Linked DNA regions of Homo sapiens: region 2 is linked to region 1. A link is a loop called in an ENCODE intact Hi-C map of the cell type or tissue named here. Cell type or tissue: natural killer cell. All regions are shown on one strand. Region 1 has its middle 32 kb from the start of AKTIP. Region 2 overlaps FTO (FTO alpha-ketoglutarate dependent dioxygenase).

Region 1 (2,500 bases):
GAATACTGGTCTGAGGGGAAAGTAAACAAGGCTATATATTTTTTGGAGTAATAGGTCTCTAAATTCTACAAAATTTCAAGGGATAAAATCAGTCAGATATATCTTAAATGCTAACTGCCATTTCCCTGTGCTCTTAACAGGATTGAAAACCTCAGCGGTAGGATATTCAGTGTCTATAAGATATATGTGTTCTAATCCTTGCTTTATGGCCTACAATAACCAAAACTTTATTTTAAATGAACAATTTTCCCAAAGTACCATTTTCAACACTATTTTCCTATTGCCTACGCACAGTGCAGACTTTGTAACCTGGCGCTGAAGACACATATAAGCTGAATCTTTGTTACTTCCCCAATCTTATTGACTCATTTGTATTAAGTTCCAGAATACATGTTAGGACTTTGGCAAGACAGACAAGACCTGTACAAGAAGGAAAAAAAAAAATTCCAGATCATGGTAGGTGCTGTGAAGGAAATATACAGGGTAAAAACAGACAGACAGCCCTTTGGATGCGAGAGGGTGGCTTTGGATAGAGATGTCAGGAAGGCCCCGGGGAGGAGCTATGGGATCTGAGGGTGAGCTGTGGGAAGGGCCAAGGTAGTCCCAAGGCCTTGGAAAGGGGAGTACTTGGCCTATTCAGAGTGAGTGAGTGGAGGGGGAGGGGTGGCCTGAGAAGAGGTATGTGTGGTTGGATCACAGAGGCCTCCAGAATCACAGTGAGAAATGTCAGTTTTGTGTTAGAGAAATTTGAAGTTAAACATTGCATAGTGGCTTTATTCATCATTGCCAAAAGACAGGGAAAAGCTCAAATGTTCCTCACCTGGTGGACGGGTAGGCAAACTCTGCACACCCATTTAAAGGCATACTACTCAGTAATGAAAAGGAACAATGGGTACACGCAACAACATGGGTGAATTTCAGACGCGTTATGCCAAGGGACAAAAGCCAGACTTTGGGGGAGTCATCCATTGCTGCCAACAAAACTATTCCTAAACTTGGCAGGAGCAGTGAAGTACAATCCTACTGTGTATCTGGAAGGAAAACTTGAAAGACAGCACAACAGCCTGTTGTAGAAGTTGTAACTGCCTACTCGGGAGGCTGAGGCAGGAGAATCGCTTGAACCCGGGAGGTGGAGGTTGTAGTGAGCTGAGATCGCACCACTGCACTCCAGCCTGGGCAACAGAGGGAGTTTCCGTCTCAAAAAAAAAAAAAAAAAAATTTACAACTGTGTCTCTGTCTTACTTCTAGGGAAAGTCCTGTGGTTCTTCACAAATGCACCTCATCCTTGGCACTTTGTGAGGTGGAAGAGACAGAGCATGCCACTCACAGTACTTGTTATTCACATTACTCATTATTCACATTTCTGGAAGCAAAATGTACTATTGTATTGAGTCAGCTGCTGAAAGAGAAGTGTCCTGTGACATAGCACAAGCTGTGACAGGCAGTGAGATAGCAGGGACTGGGGTGATCCATGCGGGGTTGCACAGCCAGAGTCCTGTGCTGGTTCTCCCACTGACACCTGTGTTTCCCCAGACTCTCAACACTTCATTCATTCATTCATTCATTCATTCATTCATTCATTTTTGAGACAGAAACTCACTCTATTACCCAGGCTGGAGTGCAGTGGCACCATCTTGGCTCACTGCAACTTCTGCCTCCCGGGTTCGAGTGATTCTTGTGCCTCAGCCTCCCAAGTAGCTGAGATTACAGGTGTGCACCACCACACCTGGCTAATTTTTCTTTTTTTTTTTTTTTTTTTAGTAGAGACTGGGTTTCACCATGTTGGTCAGGCTGGTCTTAACTCCTGACCTCAGATGATCCACCCACCTTGGCCTCCCAAAGTGCTGGGATTCCAGGCATGAGCCTTCGCACCTGGCCGCAGACCCTCAACACTTCAGAGCCTCAGTTTCCCTCACCTGCTAAAGTTGCGCCTAGGATCTCTAAGGTCCCTTCCATCTATAAATTGTTAGTCATCATTCTGTGATGACATACTACTTCTTGTGTGACAAGTTGGGAGCTCCCTCAATCCCTGAAGCACATGCCCACGCCTCTCCCAGGGTCATTTGGATACCACCTATGTGATTTATGCCACATCTGCTGGCCACCTGCTCTACTGGTCGTTTATCCTGTTCCTTCAAACGAACTCACTTTTTAAAACAAATTTAAATGGGTTTATTTTAAAAGTAAACTTTTGACAGGGCACAGTAGCTCATGCCTATAATCCCAGCACTTTCGGAGGCCAAGGTGGGTGGATCACTTGAGCCCAGGAGTTTGAGACCAGCCTGGGAACATAGTAAGACCATGTCTCTACAAAAAATAAACACACACACACACACACACACACACACACACGCCAGGGATGGTGGCGCATGCCTGTAGTCCCAGCTACTTGAGGGGGCAGAGATGAGAGGATTGCTTGAGCCTGGAAGGTTGAGGCTGCAGTGAGCTGTGACTGCACCACTGTGCTCCAGCCTGGGTGACAGAGAAGGACTGTGTCTCA
Region 2 (2,500 bases), 380 kb after region 1:
CAGCGAATGTAATAGTGTCGAACCCTGCAGGGAAGTTAAGAAGTGGCCATACCGTTGCATTCATCATGGGAAGAATTTCAGTAGAATGGTAAGGACAGGAGGACAAGGTGGGGGAAGATAGGTGAATCTATAGATGCATTTGTGTCATCTGATCTGAGGAGACATTTCTCAGAAACCATTCTGTGTGGCACTGATGTTTACAGGTCAACCTGGAGGTTCCTGAGAGGAAGTGCACTGTAGCCAGACATGTGGTATCCCAGCTAGCTTTACTCTGTTCTCCAGAAATCAGCCTGTAAACATTCAGTTGCCTGGTAGCTGACTAAATACAGGCTAACCTAAAGCCTTAAACATTTTAATTTGCAAAACCTTTGTTGTATTAAATCACAAATGGGAGGCAATTTAGCAATGCATCTCTAAAATTGCACTGGGCTCTGGCCGTGGTTTTGCAATTTATGTTGAAAACGAAAATTGAACTCTGTGGCATAAAAACAGATTGTTGATTTTGTGATTAATTTGGTCTCTAAGGCCAAGGAAACTGTTAATGCTGTATATCAGTTATAAAGTTGTGGTAGTATTTGTGGAGCAAAATGAAAAATCAATATCGTAACTACAGGATAGCTCTTTTAAAATCCAAGGTGCATTTTGTTGCAAATTGCATGGAAGAAACTGTCCCCCAAAGGGACAAACATACCTTCCTTATTTCACAAGTGTGTGTCTGTTGTGGAAAAACAGAGGAAAATGGTTGGGCATTATTACAGTATAGCTGGGGGTACTAGGAGAAGGATCAAATTGTTCAATTTAGAGTAAAACCTCACTTACAGTTACCTGTGTCCTAAGGCAACCTCCAGGAGTAATCTCTAGGAGGGTTGTGAGTCAGAAGTCCAGATACCTGGGTAACACTTTAGCCTCTGCTAATCACTTGCTGGTATCAGATGAGCCTCTTCCCCTCCCTGGCGTGTTTTGTGGTTTTATGTGTTAACTTCAGAGATGCACTGACATGCGTCAGTGAAAAAGGAGTGTCTTCCATTAGCATCATTATGAATACTACACCAAAGGGGTTTGTTTATGTTTTCCATTCCTAGAAGTGAATAGACTTCTTTTCTATTAAGCTTGTGTATTTAGAGAGGAGTGTGGGGAAATTCTTTCTTGTTTTGCCTTTTGTTTTGATAAAAGCAAATGGTTCCCACTCGCCGTAGAATCATCATCAACAGATTGCATGGGGAATGTTGAGGTTGGAGCCTCTTCTTAATGGGGATTTTGAGAACCAGGACATGACTTGTTCACCGGTTCATTTCTGCTGGCCATGATGCTTAGATGAGAAGTAGATCTCTCAACATCCAGGCACATTTGTTCTGCGATTCCACCTACCATTTTCCTGGGTAGTGCTGGGATTAATTAAGTCTGATACGCCATCCAGTTGAAATTTACTACCAGCTTCTTAGCCTAGTATATATTATCCTTACAAGTCAGGCCTCACCTTGAGGTCAGAAGAAGATGCAGCTTGTTCAAGAAAGAAGTGTTAGTGGAAATACGAAGAGTTCCTTCCAGTGAACTGTGCCTCAAGTGGCCTTTGTAAACTGCTTCTGTTCTGTGTGACTTATAATTATCTGAGAGCTGGGGGTTTTGTGGTAGATTTTCTTTGATGTATGGGCAGTGGTGGTAATTTGTTTCTTTCTTCCCCCTTCTATTTTGCTTTGCCTCATTTCAACTTAAGCAATGAATTGTGTGGTCTTTTATAATATAGAGATTAGTGTAGCCATTTTTAGCCAGTTTTTATCATCTCCCTTAGGAGCTGACTCTATGCAAAAGAAACACTTCTGTCTTGTCAGAATGACGGTGATTACCCCACAGTTTGGATCATCTCCAGCAGCTTTGTTCCCTGAAAAGCGAATTTGATTTGATGAATAAAAGTTTGGTGTATTTGATGAGTCAGAGGGCAGGAGAATGTCCTTGTCTCTGATGAGGCTCTTACAGTCAGACACATTGAACATCAGGGATAAAATAAACCTTAATCTCTGAAGGAAAAACCCTGGAGCATGAAACTGTTCCCACTAGAAATGCTGTAAATCTTGCAAACCATGTAGGTTTTCTGTTGGGGGCAACATCAAAGCCCAGTGACTTTAGAGATTAAAGTGTATTTGACAAGCAAAACTTTCCCTGTGCCTTGCTCTTTATGAGATTTGGCCTGTCTCTTGCCTTTGTTTCACCTCGCTATGACTTCCTTTCTTCCTGAGAAGTAGGAAGTATCACCTCAAGTCTGGGGTAGGCGGCCATGGTTTGTTCATTTAAAGCCACTCGTAGACCTGGCGCAGTGGCTCATGCCTGTAATCCTAGCACTTTGGGAGTCTGAGGTGGGTGGATCACCTGAGGTCAGGAGTTCAAGACCAGCTTGGCCAACATGGTGAAACCCTATCTCTACTAAAAATACAAAAATTAGCTGGGTGTGGTGGCGCATGCCTGTAATCCCAGCTACCCAGGAGGCTGAGGCAGGAGAATTGCT

What was found. Hi-C counts contacts between places; a loop is a spot of excess contacts. Peaks named below come from ENCODE experiments on the same cell type or tissue, not always from the same donor. Only the 100,000 strongest peaks of a DNase experiment are listed, where the experiment ranks them.
Region 2: it touches region 1 in a loop (12-fold over the local background); 2 of 110 quality-filtered maps call a loop at or near these places.

The regions. Positions count from the first base shown.
Region 1 is chr16:53,533,794-53,536,293 of GRCh38, forward strand. No RefSeq gene overlaps it. Among named protein-coding and RNA genes, the nearest start is that of AKTIP, 32 kb to the left of the region's middle. RefSeq lists an enhancer at 1,348-1,507. In natural killer cell, no CTCF peak of the experiment used is centred here; a DNase peak (open chromatin) is centred at 1,308.
Region 2 is chr16:53,911,397-53,913,896 of GRCh38, forward strand. All of the region lies in intron 7 of FTO (FTO alpha-ketoglutarate dependent dioxygenase), which reads left to right. Among named protein-coding and RNA genes, the nearest start is that of FTO-IT1, 130 kb to the right of the region's middle. In natural killer cell, no CTCF peak of the experiment used is centred here; a DNase peak (open chromatin) is centred at 955; H3K27ac peaks cover 1,439 bases.